2 separate regions of the Homo sapiens genome follow, and region 1 is linked to region 2. A link is an interaction called in ENCODE POLR2A ChIA-PET data of the cell type or tissue named here. Cell type or tissue: PC-3. All regions are shown on one strand. Links, peaks and the distances in the headings refer to the core of each region. The heading gives the core; the rest is flanking DNA.

Region 1 (16,524 bases), core at 4,501-12,500, 250 kb after region 2:
GTGGATTACCTGAGGTCAGGAGTTTGAGACCAGCCTCACCAACATGGTAAAACCCCGTCTCTACTAAAAGTACAAAAAAATAATTAGCCAGGCATGGTGGTGTGTGCCTGTAATCCCAGCTACTTGGGAGGCTGAGGCAGGAGAATCGCTTGAACCCGGGAGGCAGAGGTTGCAGTGAGCCAAAATCCCACCGCTGCACTCCAGCCTGGGCAACAGAGCGGACTCCTGGGGTGGGCTGCAGTTTCAAGCTATTGTTCTCAGACTCCCGTAATCTTAGGTAAGTCAAGTGACCAAGTTTATGATAACTCTTTTGATTTTTGCCTTCCCAAGATCAGACTCTAAACTCAGAAAACAGGCTGGGTGTAGTGGCTCACGCCTGTAATCTCAGCACTTTGGGAGGCTGAGGCCAGCAGATCGCTAGAGGTCAGGAGTTCAAGACCAGCCTGCCCAACATGGTGAAACCCCATTTCTACCAAAAATACAAAAAAATTAGCTGGGTATCATGACACACACCCCTAGTCCCAGCCACTTGGGAGGCTGAGACACAAGAATCACTTGAACCCAGGAGGCAGAGGTTGCAGTGAGCTGAGATCGTGCCACTGCACTCCAGCCTGGGCAACAGAGAGAGACTCTGTCTCAAAAAAAAAAAAAATTTTGAAAAATAAAAAAATAAACTCAGAAAACAAAAACATACAAGAAACTCCACATTTTTTTTAGGATGTCTTTTTCACCCAAAACTATCTTTGAGATCTCCCAAAGAAGGGACTGTGGAAAATCACAAAGATTTGTTCTTTCATCTTATGAAAAGAAGAATATTGTCAACATTTAGGCTCATTTTATACTCCATATTTATCTTCTGTTGCTTTTATTTTCCCCCCTCCCCCAAGAGATGGGGTCTTGCTATGTGCCAAAGCTGGATTCATACTCCTAGGTTCAAGTGATCCTTCCAGCCTCCTAAGTAGCTGGGACTACAGGTGTGCACCACCATGCTAGGCCATGTTGCTTAATTAACTCAAAATTGCCCTAAGAATTTCATGAACAGAGTTGTCAAATCACAAGATACTTAATATTGGTAAAATGTGTTTAATATAAATGTTTCAGAGATTGTGCACTTTCCAGAAAGAAAAAGAAAGCCCTGGAAAAGTATCAATGCCTTCACTGTCCATGATATATTTTTATCTTCAGGAGACATAATGATCACTTCCTTATGTAACAGTAATAGTAACTGCAATAAAGGACATTCTCCTCCATTCTAATTGTACTGGTTATTGTAATAAATTAACAACAACCAATTAGTTGTGCCATTACAAGTAGTTCTCTTGTCCCCTAATGCTGTCCTGAAGGTTCTGCCACAAGCTATGAGATGAAAATTGGGTCTTCAATAAAGCAGTGTCGAGCCTCATGTGAAGGGCCACACCCTTCAAAAATAAGCCTCTGGCTGCTGGCTTTTGAGCTGACAAGACAGACAACTTTCAGACTATACCCTAGGACTGAGTTGACATTTCCAGGATTCTTTTTAGCCCAGAAGCAGGTGGCAGACTAATGATTCAAAATCCAGGGGTATAAGAATTAATTACATAGAATAGCATGAACCGATAGAGATGTTTACTTGTACTGGGTTTATTGGAAATGTTATTGGCATTATATGTATGTTCTATATTCTGCTCATATGTATACATGGAAGTCCCTTTTCTTTCTTCTTATTTTATCTGTAACTTTCTGTTTGGCTAAATAAGAAAGCATATTCAAAAGAAGCAAATACTCTTACTGAGCATTCTTATTTTTCATGGCAATATGGTTATTTGCATATGTTCAGTGAGAATGTCTCTTGCCTTTGCTAGAGAAAAAATGGAACATTATTTGTGCAACTAAGGCTAAACCTGATGTACCATACTTGTGACTAATTCTCTGCACTCAAGCGTAACAAGCTCACCATTAAGGAACCAGAGTTGTACTTTTATGTGGAATCAATGCTGTAAAAGCCCTTCCAGGAAAACTGGCTTGGTCTTATTCTATGGCTTTCAAGATCCCAGCCTCACAGGTAGTACGCAAGCTTACTCCTTAGCAGGCCAGAAGCTGTCAAATTTGGGGGTTCTTGAGCAGAGAGGAATTCACCCAAACTATAGGTAGTGCATTGGAGAGTCGCACGAACTTGGTTTTCTAGCCTTAGAATACAAAAGCAAATAATAGAGGCCTTTAAAAATCTATAATGACTTGTAAAAATGTCTGGCAGAAATTCGCTGGCTTCACACAGTTGTAGTTGCTTAATTCTCTATGGCTCTAGATTTGCTGAGCAAACTCAAGGGAGGAGGCTCGTTTGGTTAATTAACACTCCTCACTGCCTCTAGGTAAATAATAAAGCCAAAACACAACTAGATTAGACTTTTTTTTTAAGAATTATTTTTGGAGATAATTTGTTAAGAAAGGGAGAACGTAAAGAAAGGGAGGAGGCCAGGCGTGGTAGCTCACGTCTGTAATCCCAGCAATTTGGGAGGCCAAGGCAGGCAGATCACAAGGTCAGGAGTTTGAGACCAGCCAATATGGTGAAACCTCTTCTCTACCAAAAATACAAAACTTAGCTGGGCGTGGTGATGGGCGCCTGTTGTCCCAGCTACTCAGGATGCTGAGGCAGGAGAATCGCTTGAACCCAGGAGGCGGAGGTTGCAGTGAGCAGAGATCGTGCCAGTGCACTCCAGCCTGGGTGACAGAGCGAGACTCCGTCTCCAAAAAAAAAAAAAAAAAAAGAAAAGAAAGGGAGGAGAAATGTTAAGTAAAATTATCCAAAACATACATATTCATTTTTAAAATGTAATTGCTATTGAAAGCTTTTTTTTTTTTTCCTTTAAGATGGAATTTCGCTGTTGCCACCCAGGCTGGAGAGCAGTGGTGTGATCTTGGCTCACTGCATCCTCCCCCTCCAGGGTTCAAGGATTCTCCTGCCTCAGCCTCCTGAGTAGCTGGGATTTCAGGTGTGCGTCACACACCTGGCTAATTTTTGTATTTTTAGTAGAGACAGTGTTTCACCATGTTGGCCAGGCTGGTCTTGAACTCCTGACCTCAGGTGACCTGCCCACCTCGGCCTCCCAAAGTGCTGGGATTACAGGCGTGAGCCACCACGCCCAGCCTGAAAGCTTTTATTGAAAAATAAAATGGGTTATGAAACAATAAAACAAAGGGTTATACTAGAGAAAGATTGTTCAGATTACCTAGGACATTCTACAGTAAGAATGCTCAGCCTCAATTTCCCACAGATATTTCATGTACACCTAAACCATAATTTCCCCTATTTCCTACCAGTCCCACCAACTAATCTCCTGGTAGCTTTATGCATCTGGCAAGCGGCAGATAGCGCAACCAGCTGGAACACCAGGTGACTGACTGCAGTTTTGGATAGTTTTCTCATGTCCACTAGAGGAAAGGAGCATTCGCTTCTTGTACTAGTCACTTATGTCAGGATAAGCTTCCTTGTATCAGTGAGCACCCAGCATGTTGTTGTTTAAAGGAGATGATTGTTACACTGCCTGCAGGAAGGGTCTGGAAGATTACTACTAGTCATCTTTCAGACTTAACCACACAGAGAAGTGAGAACTCTGCTTGCTGTACATGTAACTCTCACGTAGAAGTTGGATGTGCATGATAAGCGTCTACCAACCCTGTCCTGGCTTATTATCATGCAACTTTAGTAAAAATGCTTCATTGAAAATGAAAAATCAGAGATAAATGTTAAACCAGGCAGGATATGGCTCTCCAGGGCCAGTGGGGACAGAGGATCTCCCTAACCATTCTGCCCTTATGAGAACCTTCCAATATCATTTTCAAAACTTCAGCCCAAGGCCTTGGATGTGCAAAGATCAGTCTGGGGACTCAGTTGGGAGGAGAGATTTAAGAGAGCTAAAACACACACACAAACACACAAAGACAAGGGGTCAGGGGAGGCAGTAACTACGGCTGTTGTTTTTTTTTTAATTTTTTGACCTTGTGAGGAATGCAGCAAAGTGAAGATGAAGAAAAAAAGAGAGAGAGAGAGAGAATAGAGATGAAGGTTGAATGAGATGGAAGAAAATAGGAGCCCAATCTGCAGAAATGACAGTGGGACTTTTTTTTTTTAAGCACAAGATTGTCTGATAGCATTTGAAAAGTGTTTGTATTACTCTTAATGCAAATCTCTTTGTTCCTGTATACCTTCATAGAGTCAGATATGCTCATGAATGTCCTGTAAGTTTTCTTTTTTATTTTGTTTTGTTTAGTGAAAATTAAGAAAAGTTTTTATCTGGGTTAATAAGAATAGCACCTTTATGATGCTGAGATGATCCTTAAACCTGACGTATTCAGTGGAAGGGAGTTTGGAGCCAAACCAGTCTCCTCATTCATATAAATCTTGGGGAGGGCACTAGGTTTTTAAAAGTTCTTCAGATGGGGAGAAGGAGCTTGCCAGCTGTGGGCCTGTTTGCCTGCAAATACTTCCTTTAACGTCTTCCCACTCTTTTTGGGTACTGAACGGGGGTGGCTATAAACCCAATTTCCCAGGCTCCATGGCTGCTGTTTACAGCCGGGTTCAGCCAGTGGGAGGCACTAGAGAAGCCAGGCTCCCTCTGCCTTGGGAAGTTCTCTTCCAGCAGCTGCAGGGGGAGGGGAAGGAGGGATCCAGGTAATCAGGCCCAGCGTGACAGCAGTCACCCCTATACTACCCCCTCCTCCTTCCGTCCCTCCAGCTTGAGCATGGTAGAGGCTTCCTGATGTTGCTAATATTTAGGTTGCTTTAATGGCCACATTTTGACATCTTAGCTTTTTTATTTCTGTGGGTAGACAATTCTCTGCATTAAAGATGCTCTAGTCTAAATATTCAGGAGGTTTCTCTTTCCAGGTTAAACTTAGGCTGAAACATCAGTTACCACGTGGATTACATAGCAAAACAAAAAACCTATCTGTTGTACAGACTTTGAGAAATTTCCACAAAATAGACTGCAGGTGCCACACAATTGTGGGTAGGGCTGTCCCAACTCAATGCACACCACATGTGAAAAACAAGTTTAACTTGAAAGTAAATAAGAGTGTGTCCTTCAAGAACAACACTGACATTCCCCACTCCACGCAGGAAGGGCTGGAGGCAAGAGGGGTTTCAGGAAGTCTGTGTGGGCCCAGATGAGTCCAGCACGTTCTACAGGGAGTTTTCCTCTAGCTAGGTCTGGAACAGAATATGCAGGTGCCCTTGGCTGTGCGGAAATATGCTGCCCCGTTAAACTGAATTTCTATTAAGCATCTATTTATAGAAGAGAGTAAACACCCCGTGAATAAAAGACAGAGAATGGTAGCAGCCCGAAGTCCCTTTTCTCTCCTCCCAAGCATTTGGCTCTGGTCCAAATTCACATATCCTGCTCCGTAAAACAAAGTGCCTTGGTTAACCTAACGTTATTCCTTGAACAGTAGTTTAGTGATCAACTAGTTTTTGTTGTTGTTGTTGTTTGAGACAGAGTCTCACTCTGTCGCCCAGGCTGGAGTGCAGTGGCGAGATCTCAGCTCACTGCAACCTCTGCTGCCCAGGTTCAAGGGATTCTCCTGCCTCAGCCTCCCAAGTAGCTGGTATTACAGGCACCTGCCACCGCGCCTGGCTAATTTTTTTTTTTTTTTTTTTTGTATTTTTAGTAGAGTTGGGGTTTCACCATCTTGGCCAGGCTGGTCTTGAACTCCTGACCTCGTAATCCACCTGCCTTGGCCTCCCAAAGTGCTGGGATTACAGACGTGAGCCACCGCGCTCTGCCCGTGATCAACTGGTTTTAAACATACAAATCCTTTGGGGATTTTATCTCAAACTTTACGTTTCTTAACAAAGAATTCCTTCCAAACACATACAATACTCCTTTTAAAGGAGGTCTTGGTAAATGCATTTCCTGGATTAGATTGTATTATTGATCTCAATTCCTTACCACGTCCTGCAACTACATTCTTTTCAAACCCTTGATGTCAGTGGACTGTCTTCCCTTCCCTTGATTTTGAACTAATTATAGGACTTGTGGCGAGTGATACTTGGGCAGAGTGCAGTGTGCCTGTTCTGAGCTTAGGCCATAGGAGACCATGAATCTTTCTGCATTTCCTTTTGCATTTCTGCCTTCACCCTGCTAGCCCACTGGGCCAAAGAGAATAAGAAACAAGTGGAGCAAAGTTGCCCCATCAGCTGATCCACAGGCTTAAGAGCAAACCCAGCCAAAATTAACAGAGCCAGCCATCTAACCCAGCGTAGATACCAACCCCACTACCCAGAAGGCACATAAACAATAGTAAATAACTATGATTTTTAGCCACTAAGTTTTGGGGTGATCTGTTATGCAGTGGTAGATATGTTACCCCCTTATATATTGGTAGCTCAAACACCTGCCCAGTTGGTTCATCCCCCATTGTAGCTTGCATTTAGGTTTACACATGGTAAGGATAGCAGCGTCAGGAAAAGAGTAGGGACCCCACTATGGCTTACTGCTAATGAAGGCAACTGTGTGAGGCAAAGAAATGGGATAGTGGCCCAGCTATCTTCATGCTGCTGCAGGGACATAGTATACAAATATCCTGCCATAGCTCCCTCTGTTTCACTATATTTCCAGGGAATTTGGACCTCTAAGCCATGTGAAAAACACAATGACTATAACATGACGTGTTCTAGATCTAAGACTTTGCAACAGAAATCCACATAGACGAGGCAGAATTGGTTCCAACACCTGACTGATACGAATTATTTATGGAGCTCATATAAGTTTGGTAAACATGTGTAAGAGCCAATCAAAATGTTCCATGCTTAATAGGAAATACGTAGTAGATAGAATGGTAAATTAATTAACACAAATTCAGGGAGTTCATTTACAGCTTAAGCTTGGTAAACATGTAGTATTGCCTTTTAAACGTAAGTCTCTGAAGGACATGTAAAGGTTACTTACTGTGGCTGGCATTATCTGGAAGACCAAAGTAGAACTACCAAAGCAAAGCTAAAGCTAACTGAACTATAGCTGTGGATACCAGAACACTTTTGGCTTGGAGGTAGTAGCTGGGAAAAATAGATCTTCTGCACAGGTGGGGGAAATGCACATCCCAATCTACCCACCTGCAAGAAATGAAGCACTCTCCTTTCAGTTCAGTAGTTCATTTCTTGCAGGTGGGTAGATTGGGCGGTGCCCAGAATACTCTGTGAAGTAATCTTATTCTTGTGAAAGGGTGGAGAACTTGTAGTACCCTTAGGACATGAGGATAGTAATATTTAGCATCCAGCTGTTGTGAAGATTACTTCTAGCTGTTGTGAAGATTACTTAAATGGCATGTGTGGATCCTTTAGCACAAATCTTGTCTTATAATAAATGCACAATAAACACTAGCTATTGTGATTAGCGGTATAACTAGAATCTCTTTAGGATGATGGGAGAAAATCATCAGATATAGAAACATATATAACATTTTGAACAGCTGCAGCCAATCTGAATCATCACAGTAAGTTGTTCCTGAAGAAATAAGAAGTTTGGAAACTTCTAATGTATGCTTTCAACAAGACTGATAAAGACAATACATTGATAAAACTATGACACATAACCATGAAAAGGAAAATAATTGAGAGTAGGAAAGAGCTCTTGGAAATGCAAATCACAGCTCCTAAATTATAAACAATAAGAAGAAATAAAAGCAAATGAAATATGATAAAACTTTGATTCAGGGAATTAGGAAACATGTTCAAGAAATTTTCCCAGAACTTAAAAAGACAAATTCAAAATGATGAAAAAAAAAAAAAGGTTAGATGCCAGAGCACTAGCCCCTGCCTGTAGTCCTAGCTACTCAGGAGGATAAGGTGAGAGGATCACTTAAAGCCAGGAGTTGGAGGTGATAGTGTGCTATGATCACACCTGTGAATAGCCATTGCACTCCAGCCTGGGCAACATAGCAAGCCCCTGTCTCAAAAAGCAAAAAAAGAAAGGTAAATATGTTGTCATAAGTTTAAAGATCATTTGTATTTCTTTCTGTTCATATCCTATGCCTGTTTATTAATTGGGCTGTGAGTGTTTTGCTACCTAATTGCTGGCAACCCTATATTGGAGAGGGAATCATATTTTGTAGCGTTAGCTGCAAAAAATTTTCTAATTTATCACATATACTTCTTAAAATTATTCTAGGCAATCAAAGATTGGTCCATAATAAAAAAATTGAAATATGGACAGTGTAGTTTAACCATTAACAAAATAAAAATGTCAAATCACCAAAAGGGGAAAAAAGCAAGGATCCTAACACAACATAGTAAATAATTTTTAAAAAAACAGCAAGAAAGCATAAAATATATAAAAAAAGAAGGGAAACCATGTATATCCATTCCTTAATAAATACAAGTAACTTGAAGTTAAATAATAAAGATCTTCATATTGAGTCAAAAAATCATGTCCAAGTATAACTTGTTAATAAAAAGGTAAAAATAAAGTTATGTGTGAGAGTAAAACAAAGGAAAAGTGCCATTATTATTATCAAACTAGAAATTGAGAAAAAGATCATTAAATGGAACAAAGAATCATTTTATATTAAGGGTAGAATACACAACAGAAATACAGTATTAATTTCTATAAGCTAAATGATATAACTTTAAAATATGAAACTGACAAAACCATTAGTGGGAATATTTAAACATACCTCCATCTGTTTTTATATATCGAGTGGACAAAAATTAAATAAGAAAAGAGAGAAACTGAAAAAGCAAGTATAAGTACAAAGACAAATTTTTGAATAAACTCTGCCAGAGTTCAATTTTTCCATATGTATAAGAGTGAATCAAAATGTTCCATGCTTAATAAGAAATACATAGTAGATAGAACGGTAAATTAATTAACACAAATTTAGTGAGTTCATTTACAACTTAAGTGAGCAGATTAAATTTCTTAAAACAAATATTTTAGTAATGTGCTGGTAAATATTTTACAACCAGCTCTCTAGGGTAAGAAAAGAGCTGTGATTTTTAGCATTTGCCTATTTTGGTGGTGTCAATAATATTCCTACTCTGGCTTATTTCAAGCAAATAACATGAAGTCACTGAAAGCAGAGTTGGGAAGATATATTCCTCACTGGCTTTTGCAGGCTGGTGTGAGTAGGCTTTAGCACACAACTGATACATTTAATGACAAGTGAGCAAGCACATTTTCCTATAATGAACAAGTCTAACAAGCCTTCTAGTCACTCAAGCTTCATGGATAAATGGTCCAGTCTGGGGAGACACAGCAAAAACTTTATAATAAATAGTTAAGTATTACAAAAATCCACTTGCCTTTATCATGAAACATAAAAACAGGAACTGATTATAATGCTAACAAAAAACAGAGAATATGTAGATTTAAGACCAAATAATATCACTGCTACCCATAGCTAATCTCTGATGGTGTTCTTTGCTTATAGTATCTCCGTGGTCACCAAAATGGAAATAAAAAGTAAGAACAATTTCAACTTATCACTTAAGTACTTATATCTACAGATTATTCTCTTTTCAAAGCTTCTGATCAAATCGTAACCTGAAGTCTATCATTTTTTTATTCACACACACACACACACACACACACACACACACACAATTATACTCTACTGAGTATTCATTTCCTTTGAATATGAATTCTTGGTCAATATGTTATTTAATAATCACAAATTGTGAAAAAATTGAGAGAGGACATGATGAGATTGAACTTAAATATATAGAAATACGGCCATAAATGTCTACATGATTCTTTTAGTTTTTTGGTGGGGGAGGAATACGGTAAGGGAAGAAATTTAAAAAGAATCATGTAACAGATGTGGAAATGATGAGTAATACCTATCAGGAGAGAAATGTTTTAGGTTAATGATAAGCACATAAATGTATTTGCTCAGAGGGTTTATAAGCATTTAATTATGTAATTATGTACACAAGCATATTATGTACTATGTGGCAACAGAAACAGAATGTACTAAATTAGTGGATTTATGAGAGCATGTCTTGGTCAATTAGATGTTTTAAGGCATTGACAGGATCTAAATGTTTACAATCCTGTAACCACACAAACGAGACTGTTGGAGTTCGTCAGGTTGGAACAAAGGGTTCCTTTGCTGAGACTTAACTTTTTAGATACCTCTTCTAATTGCCCCACTGATTTAGTTAAGATTAGGTTCAGCTGGCTGGGCGGGGTGACTCATGCCTGTAATCCCAGCACTTCGGAAGGCCCAGGCAGGCGGATCATTTGAGGTCAGGAGTTGGAGACCAGCCTGACCAACATGGGGAAACCCTGTCTCTACTAAAGATACAAAGAAATTAGCCAGGCGTGGTGGTGCATGCCTGTAGTTCCAACTACTCGGGAGGCTGAGACAGGAGAATCGCTTGAACCTGGGAAGCGGAGTTTGCAGTGAGCTGAGATCGATTGAGCCACTGCTCTCCAGCCTGGGCGACAGAGTGAGACTCCATCTCAAAAACAAACAAACAAAACAAAACAAAACAAGACAAACAAAAAAAGATTAGGTTCAGCTGCAAATGACAGAAAACCCGAACTAACAATCAGCTAAACAGGAGAGAAATGAGTACTTCTTTCTTGTAGAGCTCTAGACAGGTGGTCCAGAGCTTTCCATGGCAAGGCTTTCCATGGTGACAGGGACCTGGACTCCTTCTACTTACTTCTTGTGTGTGGCCTTAACTTTATGGTGCCAGGTATGGTAACTCATGCCAAGCCACCAAATGGAGGAAAGGGAGAATGGGAGACAATGGGTGTTTGGGAGCTGTCTGGTAAGGAAGGTTCCTGGAAAGTGCCATACTCTACCTCCTCCTAAATCCCACTGATGACAGAACTAATCTTAGCTGCAATGGAGGCTCAAAAATGTTCTATTTATTTCTGACTTCCATGGACTCAGCCAAATATTTTATTATTGTGAAAGAAAAAGAGAAGGCATGTTGAGGTACCCGTAAGGTACTGATACTTGTTGCCTAAATACCAGTGATTAGAACTACCAAGAAGATCCTACTACTGCTGATCAAGGAGGCTTTTATCCATGTAACATATTAAAATGAAAAAAAGTATATGTGCATGATGTAAGTGCTAATTATGTGTTTTATGGAAGGATTCACTAAGACGGAGGATTTTAGTGAAATATAGGAGGCTTTTGAATAGAGCAGCAGGTGAAATGAGATGAGGAAGGCTTAGATGACAAGTCATAGAGACATTCTGGGTCGGCTTGCTCAAGAGCACCTTGAGTGAGTCACCTGTTAATTAGTACAGTGCCATTTAAAGTTTGTCTATAGACCAGTAGCAGCACCATCACCTGAAAGTTTGTCTGAAACGCAGCACTTGAGCCCCAACCCAGACCTAATGAACAAGAATTTCAGGAGATGAGGGGACAGGAACCTGTGTTCTAATAAGCACTCTGGGTGATTTTTAAGTGCTAAAAGAAGCATTGTTGTAGTAGATGGGCTTGAGCAATATAAATAATCTTAAGTTTTAAAAATCCACCTTGCTTGAACAATGTAAACACACTAAGTTTTAAAAATCCACCTTGCTTCCCTCATAATCCTTGTATATGAGAAAACATTAGAGCTGAATACAGAAGTCAGCATTAGTAAAATAAAATGGAATATTTACATATTTATGAAATAAAAACTTTCTTACATTCTTAAGAATAAATTATTTCCTATACCCCCATACATACAAGTATTTATTTATTCATAACTACCAACTGACATTATTCTTGATATGGGAAAATTAGACACATTCTCATTAAATCACAAGCAAGATATCAATACAATCATTATTTTTTACTATTGTCTTTTCAGAGTTAGCCAATGCAATTTGTCTCCAAATCAAAGTAAATATGATAAATACTAGAAAGGATGGCGTAAATTTGTCATTATTTATAAATCATATGATTGTCCTATTTTTAGAGAAATAAACTTGCTTAAAGAATCATGTAAGGCTGGGCATGATGGCTCACACCTGTAATCCTGGCCCAAAGAAGGCTGAGGTGGGCAGATCTCTTGAGCTCAGGAGTTCAAGACCAGCCTGGGCAACATGAGGAAATCCCATTTCTATAAAACACAAAACAAAACAATACAAAACAAAAATTAGCCATGTGTAGTGGCAGATGCCTGTAGTCTGAACTACTTGGGAGGCTGTGGTGGGAGGATCACTTGAGCCTGGGAGGTCGAGGCTGCAGTGATCTGTGAATATGCCACTGTACTCAAGCCTGGGTGACAGAATGAGACCTTGTCTCAAAAAGAAAAAAAAATCATGTGAAAACTGGGGAAAAACCTAGCACTATAAATATGCCAATTTTCCAAAGTCTAATCTAGGTAATTAGTGACATTGAACCAAAATTTAATTTTAAAAATACATAAAACAATCTTAAAGTTCATCGATGAGCAAAAATACCTATGAAAATTTTGGGGAGAAAACTGAGATCTTGGTTTACCATATATTATATGCACAAAAAAAGAGAAGGAAAATAAAACATTGCAGTAGTCAAACCACAATAGGAGGGCAAAACAATAGAACAAAATGGAAAATATATAGAATACATTATTTGTATATATAAAAGTATATACACAAATATTTGTATATATACAAGTATATACAATATTTGTATATATACAAGTATATACAAATATTTGTATATATACAAGTATATACAAATATTTGTATATATACAAGTATATACAAATATTTGTATATATACAAGTATATTCAAATATATAGAATCAGATATATATATATATACATATAATTTAATGTATGAAAAAAGAAGCATTTCAAACTAGTAGGGAATGAGCAGCCTAGTCAATAAATGGCACTCTTCATATGCTTTGACCCAGTAATATGTGTATAAAGGGATATCCCAAATACTCATAAGTATATTTTTAGTACATGACAATGGTGGCATTTTAGAATGAGAAAAAATATCATTTACTGACTCCATGGCACAGGGATAATGGGTTATATTATCTATTATGTGAGAAATAAAATTATGTTCCTGTCTCCTATCACACAAAATAAAAAGACTAAAACATTAAATTATTTAATGGATGAAAATGCAAATTAAAGTTAAAATAAGATACTGTCTTAAACTTATCAGATGAGAGAAAGTTTGGTATCACACTATGTTGGTGAATATGTAGAAGGAACAGAAACATTAAAATATTATTTGTAATGTATAAATAGTTCTCTAGAAGACTATATGGCAATATCCATAAAAATTTAAAACACTCATCCTCTTTAATTCAATGCTATCAGTCAGTCAGCCTTCTCCAGAGAAACAGACTCAATGGAATACATGTATAAAGAGTGTTATTTTAAGGGATTGGTGCAGATGATTGTAGGGTCTGGCAAGTCTAAAATATGTGGGGCAGGCCAGCAGGCTGAGAATTCAGGCAGGAGTTAATGCTACAGTGTTGGGGAAGAAGTCATCCTTTTTCTGAAAACCTTAGTGTTTGCTGTTAAGGCCTTCAACAGATTAGATGAGACCCATCCATATTTTTAAGGGTAATCTTTGCTTAAAGTCAACCGATTGTAAATATTAACCGTAATATCTTAATAGCATACCTAGATTTGATTAAATAACTGGATACTATAGCCTAGCCAAGTGACATATAAAACTATCACACTCGCCAATCTTCATTTTTAAGAGTTTACATAAAGATATACTTTCACATATAAAATTTTGTATTTACACACACATATGGAAAATCTTTTGCAGCATTTTTTATGATAACAAAAGACTAGGAACAATCTAAGTGCAGGGAAACAGAGCTGGTTAAATACTGTGTATACTGAGATGAAATAATAACTGAAATATTGTTAGGTTAAAAAACAAGATACGGTTTTGTGTGAAAATATCTTTAAAAGGAATTCATACTTGTATGTATTTAATATGCATAGACTATCTCTAGAAGTATATACAAAAACCGGGTGGCAAAGTAATGGCTAGGATAGAGACTCACCTTTTACTTGTATAGTCTTTGCACCTTTCAAATTTTGAGCTATATATAAATGACTATGTTAAACATTCCCAATATTCATTAATTAAAAAGTAGACTGGCTATGCATCTCCACAATGGCTAAAATTAAAAAGACTGACAGTGCTAAATGCTGGCTAAGATGTGGAGTAACCATAATTCTCATGTACTCTTGGTGGGACTATAAAATTGTACAACCATTTTAAAAAGTCTTGGCAATTCACTGCAAAACTTAACATATACCTACCCAAGAGCCTAATAATTTTACTCCTAGGTGTTTACCTAAGAAAAATGAAAGCATATGTGAACAAAAAAGACAATTGTACCAGAACATTCATAACAGCTTTATTTGCAATAGCCAAAAACTAGAAACAGCCCAGGTGTTCATCAGCAAAAGAATGGCTGAACCTACTGTGGTATATTCATAGAATGGAATACTACTTGGTAAAAAAATGAAAGAAACTGCTCCTAGATGCAACAGTATGGATAAATTTCAAAAACATTATGCTGAGTGAAAGATGTTTTTAACAAAAGACTACATATAATTCCATTTTCATAAACTTCTAGAACAGGTAAAATCCATGATGGAGAAAACTAGAAGAGTGGTTGCCTCTGAAGGGCAAGGTAAGTGTTGACTGAGAAGGGAAGGAAGGCATTTTCTGGGGTTCATAGTAATGTTTTATAACTTAATAGAGGTTCGGGTTTACATGTTAAAAACTTATAGAATGATACACGTAAGATTTGGGTATTTCATTGTAAATTTCACCTTAAAAATCTTAAATATTGAACTCTAATTAATTATATGCATGCACAGTTAGTTTTTTTTTTTTGCCTATCAGGGCAGGAAAGTTGGTTTGTTTTCAATGTAAATATATAGTAGTGGCTAGGACTCAGTGAAATGGGCACTGTTATACACTTATTAATGGGAATGTTAATGTGCAAATATGTTTATTATGTCATTATTCATAATATCAATTAATTGGAATTGATTTTTTAAATTGACAATATTTTAAAGTTAATGTAAGATGGAATACGAAGCAAACATTTTTAAAATTGTAGAACATCAATTGCAAGGAAACATGTTCAGGGATGTTTTAAAATAAAAATTTTATTTAAAAAGTGAATACATCAAATTGCACGGGCGCAGTGACTCACACCTGCAATCCCAGCACTTTGGGAGGCCATGGTGGCAGATAGATCACTTGAGGCCAGGAGTTTGAGACCAGCCTGGTCAACATGCTGAAACCCTGTCTCTACTAAAAAATTTTTAAAAATTAGCCAGGTGCAGTGGCACACGCCTGGAATCCCAACTACTGGGGAGGCTGAGGTATGAGAATCGCTTCAGCCTGGGAGGCAGAGGTTGCAGTGAACGGAGATCATGCCACTGCACTCCAGCCTGGGTGACAGAGTAAGACTCTGTCTCAAAAAAAAAAAAGAAAAGAAAAGAGGTCGGGTGCGATGGCTCACGCCTATAATCCCAGCACTTTGGGAGGCTGAGGTGGGCGGATCACGAGGTCAGGAGATGGAGACCATCCTGGCTAACGCGGTGAAACCCTGTCTCTACTAAAAAATACAAAAAATTAGCCGGGCGTGGTGGCGGGCACCTGTAGTCCCATCTACTCGGGAGGCTGAGACAGGAGAATGGCGTGAACTCGGGAGGCGGAGCTTGCAGTGAGCTGAGATCACACCACTGCACTCCAGCCTGGGCGACAAGGGGAGACTCAGTCTCAGAAAAAAAAAAAAGAAAAGAAATAATAATAAAAAAAGAAAGAAAGCAAATATATCAAATTATATAAAAATGTTTCTATATTTAGAAAATGTACTGGTAACAGATAAACTAAAATTTTATTAAGGTTATTTTACAGTAGTATACCATATACTATTTTTATTCCTCTTCCTGCATTTCAGTACTATTCAAATTTTCTATAATTAACATACATTAATTTTGAGTAGAAAATAGAGTGCTATTCTTGAAAGTAAATAACTCAAATTTTTGTAGGAGTCAGAAAATTTAAAGAAAGTTAACTGAGACTAGTAGTTAGCTGTATAACAAGTCACCCCAATACATAGTCTTTAAAATAATAACCATTTATTTAATTCATGATTCTGTGGGTCAGTAATGTGGGCTAGGCTGAGCTGGGTGGTTCTTCTGGTCTCAGCTGGGCTAATTTACATGACTGTGATCAGTTTCTGGGTTGACTAGGAATGGCTCGTTGTTGGCTAAAGTGTCTTGGCACTCTTCCATGTTGTTTCTGATCTCTAGCAGGCTGTGTACATTGTCACTCATCAAGTTTACGAAAGAGCTAGGGGACATGTGCAAGGCTCTTGAAGTTCAGGCTTGAAACTGGCAGGTATTGTTTCTGTAGCATTCCATTAGCCAAGGCAAGTCACAAGACTAGTCCAGATCCCAGTAGTAGGAAAAGAAACTCCACCTATTAATGGGAGGAGCTGAAACGTTACATCATGAAAAGACTTAGATATGGAGTATGGAAAAATTTGTGGCCATTTTTGCAAATCCATTACATCAAACACTAGTCCTTGTATTATATAGACAGATA
Region 2 (8,000 bases), core at 1-8,000:
CTATCTGGTCACTGTTTATTTACATATAAATTTCTGCCATATAAAAGAAACTGAAAATATATTAAAAGGTTACCGGTATTTGTTGCCAAACAATGGGATTATGGCTTACTTTATATTCTTTAAAAAATGTTTTTCTGTATTTTTCAACATCTTAAAATGAGAGTTCAAATTTTTAATGCCAAAAATTAAAAGTAAGTATTGTTAAAAATAGAGATGAACAAGATGGTCTCTATCCCAGGTAAGACTCAAAACCTCAATGATACAAAAATCTAACATGGAAAGCCCTGAGACAGCTACAATTTAGCTAACTCCACGGGGCTCTTCTAGCAAAGGGCTACACTGTGACTGAGACAAAGGAGAAAACAAATGGAATAAAAATAAAAGGCCATTTTTAGTACCTGTACAGATAGAAAAAAAAGGATGGCATTCAAGGCAATGAGAACACCAAAAGACATGAAACTATGCAACTAGATGAAATTACTCCAAAAAAAGTGTTATCAACACTAAATAAATATAGTTAAGAGAATCTCTGATGCCACCAGAAAAGAAATTGCTTCTTCCTGGGCCTGGAGACACCACAGAACTTCTCTATTTTCTCATCTACATAACGAAAATCATAATTACACTCTGTTTCATGTTGGGATTTTCTAAATCACTGGCACCTTGGGAGCAACTGGAATGGGACAGAGATAGGGGAGGATGGCATGCAGAGTAGTGTGCAGTAAGAAGACAATTTTCTTCTTAGGAAAAATATGAATTGTTCTCTAGTAGCATCATATAGTAGAAAGAACAATTCCTCTGGTGCAAACTCATATCCCAGGTGCACCTACTCTGAGCCTAGATTGTTGGAAAGCAGTTTAATATTTCTGAACCCTAGTTACTATGCTTACAAAATGAAGACAATAAAATCTACCTGGCAAATTTTGTCTGAGCACCTCTCACAATGGAGCCCAAATTTGGAAAATATTCAGCAAGTGCTGGTTCTCCTTAAATTTTCATGACAAGAAACATACTTTTCACACATCAGAAGGTGCCCTCGTCTGTGGTGGTCACTGACCTTTTTTTTTTTTTTTTGAGACAGAGTCTCGCTCTGTTGCCCAGGCTGGAGTGCAGTGGAGCGATCCTGCCTCACTGCAACCTCCACCTCTCAGGTTCAAGCAACTCTCCTGCCTTAGCCTCCCGAGTAACTGGAAGTATAGGCACCTGCCACCACGCCTGGCTAATTTTGTATTTTTAGTAGAGACGGGGTTTCACCATGTTGGTCATGCTGGTCTCAAACTCCTGAGCTCAGGTGATCCACCCGCCTTGGCCTCCCAAAGTGCTGGGATTACAGACGTGAGCCACCGCACCCGGACAGTCAGTGACTTTTAATGGGAAACATGTTATGGGAAGAGCATAAGATGCACAGATTTGTGAAAGAGCCAGAAAACTTCCAGCTTACTATGTCATTTGGTCCAACTGCCTTTCTCCAAGCCAGATTTTTCTCTAGAGAGAGCATTCAAAAACTTCCTTTAGGCATGAAATCTCCCTGTATGTTTCTTTGCAATTTCCTGTGAATCTATAATTATTTCAAAATAAAAAGTTGTTTTTTAATCTTCCCTAAGTGTCCTATTTTAGTTTTTCATCATACTCAAAATGTTCTTCCTGTGTCATTCCTTCTTGCTGAAATGTAAACCCATTTCCTCTTTTCTCAGTCCTCTAGAGAGATGGTGCAGTCTATAACCTCCTCAAATATTTCAAAACACAGATTAAGTCATCTTGCATTCTTCTCTCTTCCAGAATAAACAGCCTGAATCCTATAAACCTTTCCTCATCCATCTTTTTCTTTTCTAACTTTAATTTTTTTTAATTAAGGATTGTTTTCTGAATCTATCTTCATTTTATTATTTTTTAAAAGTGGAAAAGACCCTTAGACAGTGGTTGCTTTTATTAATAAATAACCATTGGCAAAGGCTTTTTGTGGTAGTAGCTAAAAACGATTCACAAGAAACTTTCTAAAAATCATAGCTTAATCTTAAATAGCAGTAATAAACAGGTCAGTCAGTCTAGTCCATACCAACCTCATCTGAGGAGTTGATCACTTCAGATCAGAGACCAAAAGGCCATCACATTCAAAACCTAAGAGCTGGGATCCTTGGAAAGTCCAAGGTAATGTGAGAAATGTCAAAACTGCCGCTCCTTGCTACACATTCCCAGGATTCTAGGAAAAAGTACCCTAGACTTAAGATATTTCATTATGAGTTCACTTCAACTATTAAAGAAACACAGAATCTAGCTGTTAAAGGATGAAGCTCATAAAATTCAAACAAATTATGTCTTCATCTTAAACAATGAAACATATGTTCCTGTATTCTGCATAAAACCAGATATAAAAAAACATCAAATTGTAGAAGAACAATTGCATGGTATGTATTTATATACGAAAATACCCTTGTCGAGAAAGTCTTTAAGATATTACCACTATATGTTAGCCAATATTTGCACAGTATTGTGGTACTTGTAAAATTACAGTAATTGTCAAAGAATCTTTTGGGAATCTGTAATGTCTGAGTAAGGCAGTATCTTCTCTGCACATGGAGAATGATACTGTCTGCCCCTCTCATGGAAGGATATAACTGCACCCTCACAGAATTTTGCTGTCAGCCATGCCACTGTACCTCACTGAATGCGATTTGGCAACTCCATCTCTAACTGCTGCTTCCAGCACAGCCTGTCAGCTTTTGACATGTCACACAAATCCGAAGTGCCTCAAAATTCCCTTTAACCATACCCCTCGGCACTCTTACAGACACGTTCCCTGTCACTGCCCTCAAGCAGCTCACTCTGTGTGGGGGCCTGGGCCTCCCTTATCATTCATCTTCCTCAGATGACCAGCCAAGAAACACATAGCTGCGAGAAGCAGGCCTTCAGCGCCTCTACACAGACTGTCTTATAGGCCCCTGTGACTGCTGGATTTGTCCAGAAATCCCCAAATTGCCCCTGAAGCTAAATGTCAGGTCTTGGGGGTGGGGGTGGGATTCCAAGCCTTCCTGTAATGCATTAATCCTTTAATTCCATTATATTTTCTAGGTGCCTTACAATTCACCAAGTCCTTTCACATTTGATCTCAGTCAACCCTCAAAATGTCCCTGAGGAATAAGCAAATAGATATTATCATCACTGCTTCACAAATGAGGAAAAGATTCTGGTGTTTCAGTAACTTGAACTAAAAACTGAAGAGATGAATGCCAATACAGATTCCTGTCATTCTGCTCCAAGGACTGAGCCCTCTAACATTTCTGACTTTGTTGAGTTGGTGACACATGTTTATGAGTCTGTGAACATTCCTTTTGGCCTAGATATTAATACTACAAGGGATTATCCATTGGTGCCTCAAAACCCACAAAATTTGGTCATCAATGATCGGTACCTGGTTTTACTCCTGATCTACCACAGAAGACTTTTGGTTATATGCAGAGTTTAATGAGGATGAGGCCCTTTATTTTTCTGGTGGATTACTGATAACAGAATGACTTTATAGAATTTCAAAAAACAGAGTCACCAACTCCATAAAGGTTTTCATTAAAACTCATGGTCTCTTAGTATGCTAAAACTCCCCCCAGAAGAATCTGACAGCCTAACACCACTACTTACCATGTGCCTGTTTCACAATCGAGGATGACTGAGAACAACAGAAAGAATGAGACAATGACAGTAGAATCCTTCACACTGACAGAAATGGAGAATAATTAAGAAAGTTGATTCTCAACATCAACAAACTAGTTTGTCCACTATAAAATGGTAAAGTTGAATGAGACAGCACATGCTCCTGGCACAATGGATGCCATGACAGAGTGGCCCTCATGATGGCTTGGTCTCCATAACCCCTCACCCTATTATCACTTAACAACCCCTATGGTCCCAGCAAACTCCTTTATATAGACAGAGATCAAGTCTGATGATGGCATTACAATATTATTTCATTGTCACAATCGTTTATTTGAATTCAAGGCCTTATACTTTTTACAAGTACTTTCAATTCTCTTAATTTCATTTAACTTCACAATCACTATTACCTAAGATTTAAAGGTGAGGAAACTGAGGTCCAGAGAAAGTAGTACTCCCAAACCTATTAGAAAAGCTGTTGCTAGAACACACAGCTTCTCTCATTTGGCTGCTTTCTCCTGTTTTTTGTTTGTCTGTTTGTTTCCCTCATATTTGACATGCTATCCCAGCAGTGACTCATGCTATAAAACTATGAACCTCTAGTTCTTCTACAACTTCTGCCTAACTCCCTTATGTCAGCACTGGGCAATATCTGTTCACAGTACATGCTTCAATGTAGCTTAGAGGTTACTCTCCCAAAGAGTATTGGTCAGGATCTAGTCAGGAAAACAGAAATCACAAATTATTTTAACAGAATTTAAAATAAGAAATAGTTAAATTGATATTAGAGTACTAAAAGACACAAAGGAAACCCTGAGATGTCACAGAGGAGGTAGGAACAGCCACCAGCCCTAGGGCTGGGAGGAAGAGTAGGGACTGGGGAAGAACCCAGACCCCTGATGAGGGGGCAGCCCCCCACTAGAGATGGCTTTAAGAGATTGCTGGGGAAAAGTAAGAAACCAGAATCAATCATTGAAAACAAAACACTCCTGCTGGGTGTAGAACAGCTGCTGATGAAATAATTTTTAGGGCAGTGAAACTACCTTCTGTAATACTATAATAGTAAATACATGGTGCAATGGTTTGAATGTGTCCCTCAAAATTAACATATTGAAAACACAATCCCCAATGGAACAGTGTTGGAAGGTGGGGACTAATGGGAGGTGTTTAGGTCATGAGGGCACTACCTTCATGAATGGGTTAATGTCATGTAAAAAGGGCTCATGGAGGCTGGGCATGATGGCTCACACCTGCAATCCCAGCATTTTTGGAAGGTCTAGGTGGGCAGATCACTCAAGCTCAGGAGTTTGAGACCAGGCTGGGCAACATGGCAAAATCCCATCTCTACAAAAAATGCAAAAATTAGCCTGGTGTGGTGGTGCACACCTGTAGTCCCAGCTACTTGGGAGGTTGAGGTGGGAAGATTGCTTGAGCCTGGGAGGTGGAGGGTACAGTGAGCTGAGATACTACTACTTAAGTCTAGCCTGGGCAATAGCGCCAAACTCTAAATCCAAAAAAATGGATGGCGGGGGGGCCCTCAAGGAAATGAGTTCACTCCCTCTTGCTCTTCTGTTCTTCTGCCATGGGAAGAACGGCATTCCTCCACTCCAGAGGATGCAGCCTTCAAGGTGCCATCTTGGAAGCAGAGACTTGGCCCTTACTAGCCACCACACCCGCCACTGCCTGATCTTAAACTTCCCAGCCTCTAGAACTGTGAGAAATAAATTTAATTCTTTGCAAACTACCCAGTGTCAGGTATTTTATTACAGCAGCATAAAATGGACTAGGACACATGGCATTATAAATCTGCATAAACCCACAGAATGTACAACACCAAGAAGGAACCCTAAAGTAAACCATGGACTTTGGGTGATAATAATATGACATAGGTTAATCGACTGCAACAAATGTACTCTCTGCTGGCAGATGTTAATAACAAAGGAGTCTACGCATGTGTAGGGACAGGGATATGGGAAATCTCTGTACTTTCTAATTCAATCTTGATGTGAACCTAAAACTGCTCTTAAAAATAAAGTCTGTTTTTAAATAAAGAAGAAAAATCCACTGATGCTAAGGGGATACTTTCAGGAAAGGAGGCAAACAGGATAAGCATGTCCAGTCTTCCTCTTCCAGCCAAGCAGCCTCCCTCTAGAACCTTCTGTTGACAGAAACTATAGGGAAGAAGCCGGCAAAGGAGAAACATGGTTTTAGAGCCTCAGCCCCAGTGTCACAAACAAAATATGAAGGGTGGATTTGGAGCCAAGAGATAATGGCTTAATAACCAGCACAGAGTGTTCTTCACGTGTTCAAACGCTTCAATCTGGGGATGCTCCTGCCAACTGGGCATCTATCTTCACTTGCTTTTTATAGCACAGGCTAATACAGAATTTGTTGAAGGCTGCTGGATAAGAAACTAAAGAGATACTAACTGACCAGGACATTTATTTTCTCCCTCTCTCATTCAAAACCTTCTGCTGTCAGGCCACTCGCACAGGGTGTGGAAACATCTGCATTCCAAACAATTTACTGTTTGTATTAAGAAGCCTCATTGTATAAAAAGCAGCTAAACAGCTTTAAAGGCAAGCTGTCATAGGTTCAAATCCTGATTTGATCACTTACTAGCTGTGAGATATTAAGTTAGTTTACCTCCCTGAGTCAGTTTTTCTGTAATACAGTTATATCACCTGGACCATATGGCTGTTTAAAGAATTAAATGATACACTGGTGTGAAGTGCCTGGCACATATACAGGCAAATGCTGGTTTTCTTCTCTTTGTATGAGAAAAATAACATATCAATAAGTTAAAGAGCTATTAATAACCAGCTTTTCTTTTTTGAGCTCTTCATCGTGTACTTCCAGTTGGTCTATGAACTGCTTGTGCTTCTAGGAGAATATCCCCTCAATGCCAGAAAACCTAAACAGCAATGGAAACTCACAGGATTAAAATCAAAGAGAAGCTCAAATAAGAGGCCTTAGAGAGCAAACTTTGAAGCTAACAAAGGCAAAACACAGCTTACTCATAAGGAGCAAATAGGAGAAAACAGAATGAAATATTCACTTGGCTCTTAATAAGGAAACATGCATATCCTCTTGGGGGACATTTTGTTTTCTTAATGCAAATTTGCATTACCCAAACAATGGATACAGATCCACATTATTTTTTAAGAGATTAGTATTCTCTTGATTTATTGTAATCCTTAAATAGCCACAACCCTAGGGGCATCATTAGAAAGCACACTGAGTGGACATAATGGTATTAAACTCTCAAAATTCTTTGATAGGAGCATTTATGAGAAATAACCAAATGTGCAAGTAAATATCAAAGCTCAATTAAATTTTTAAAATGAAGGTCATTTCCATTTAAAGCTCAGTGGTAGACTCAATCAATGAGGCATTTTCCTAAGGGGCAACAGCTCATAGAGTGACTTAAATGAGTTCTTATTTAAAGACCTGCAGAGAAGGGTCATAAAATGCTAGTAATGATGGTGTGATAATTGTAAGAAAAGGGCATTTTACCATAAAAATTTTTTTGAAAGGCAAAAGTCAAGTTTTTCTTTGTCCCCATTAGGGACTTACCAAAATAAAATCATTTCACAGGGGCTCGGGCCGTTGTATAGGACTTTGAATACCCTCTGGCCCAAAAGCCCATTGAATGTTTAAATTTCCTCAAGCCTCGTCATCACTGACAAGGGATTATTTACCCCATTACAAGAATTGTGACCCAAGAACCATAAGCATTGGTATTTTCTGGTAGATATATTAAAAATGCAGACTCTCAGGCCCAATTCTAGGCCAACTCAAATCAGATTTTGTGTTTTAACAAAAATCCCCAAATAACTGCCATACACAATGCAGTTTGAGATGCTGTACTTCGTCCAGTGTTTCTTAAGGTGTGGTCTCCAGACCAACAGCCTCAGCCTCACCTGAGAAGCAGATAAAAATACAAATTCTGGGGACCTGTCCCAGCCCTACTAAATCAACAACTCTGGGCGTGGGGCCTAGCAACCTGGGTTTAACAAGCCCTCCAGGTAATCCCGAGGCATGCTGAAGCTTGAGAACCACTGCCTTGGCCTGGACTTGAACAGACTGGTCTTAAGGAATGAAGGAATTCTCTAAAGCAGCCCACACTGCACCTGTGGGCACCACCCTAAGGAAATTCTTCCTTAGAACTGAACCTAAATGTCTCTCCATAGCTCTGCCAACTGAGCCTTTCCTACCAAGAGGAATAAAGACAAACTTTCTTCCACATGACAATCCTCCAACATCCAAAAATAGCTATGATATTATGCATCTTTTTTTCTTCAGGAAAAATGTCCACATAGCTAGAGATACAGACATAGACACAGATATATAGT

Evidence for each region. ChIA-PET counts read pairs that join two places held together with the same protein. Peaks named below come from ENCODE experiments on the same cell type or tissue, not always from the same donor. Only the 100,000 strongest peaks of a DNase experiment are listed, where the experiment ranks them.
Region 1: POLR2A ChIA-PET joins it to region 2 with 10 read pairs; 2 of 35 experiments call an interaction of 5 or more read pairs at or near these places.

The regions. Positions count from the first base shown.
Region 1 is chr2:168,272,149-168,288,672 of GRCh38, reverse strand. No RefSeq gene overlaps it. Among named protein-coding and RNA genes, the nearest start is that of STK39, 33 kb to the right of the region's middle. In PC-3, for the core only: no CTCF peak of the experiment used is centred there; no DNase peak of the experiment used is centred there; H3K27ac peaks cover 397 bases.
Region 2 is chr2:168,524,895-168,532,894 of GRCh38, reverse strand. All of the region lies in intron 1 of CERS6 (ceramide synthase 6), which reads right to left. Among named protein-coding and RNA genes, the nearest start is that of MIR4774, 54 kb to the left of the region's middle. In PC-3, for the core only: no CTCF peak of the experiment used is centred there; no DNase peak of the experiment used is centred there; H3K27ac peaks cover 1,585 bases.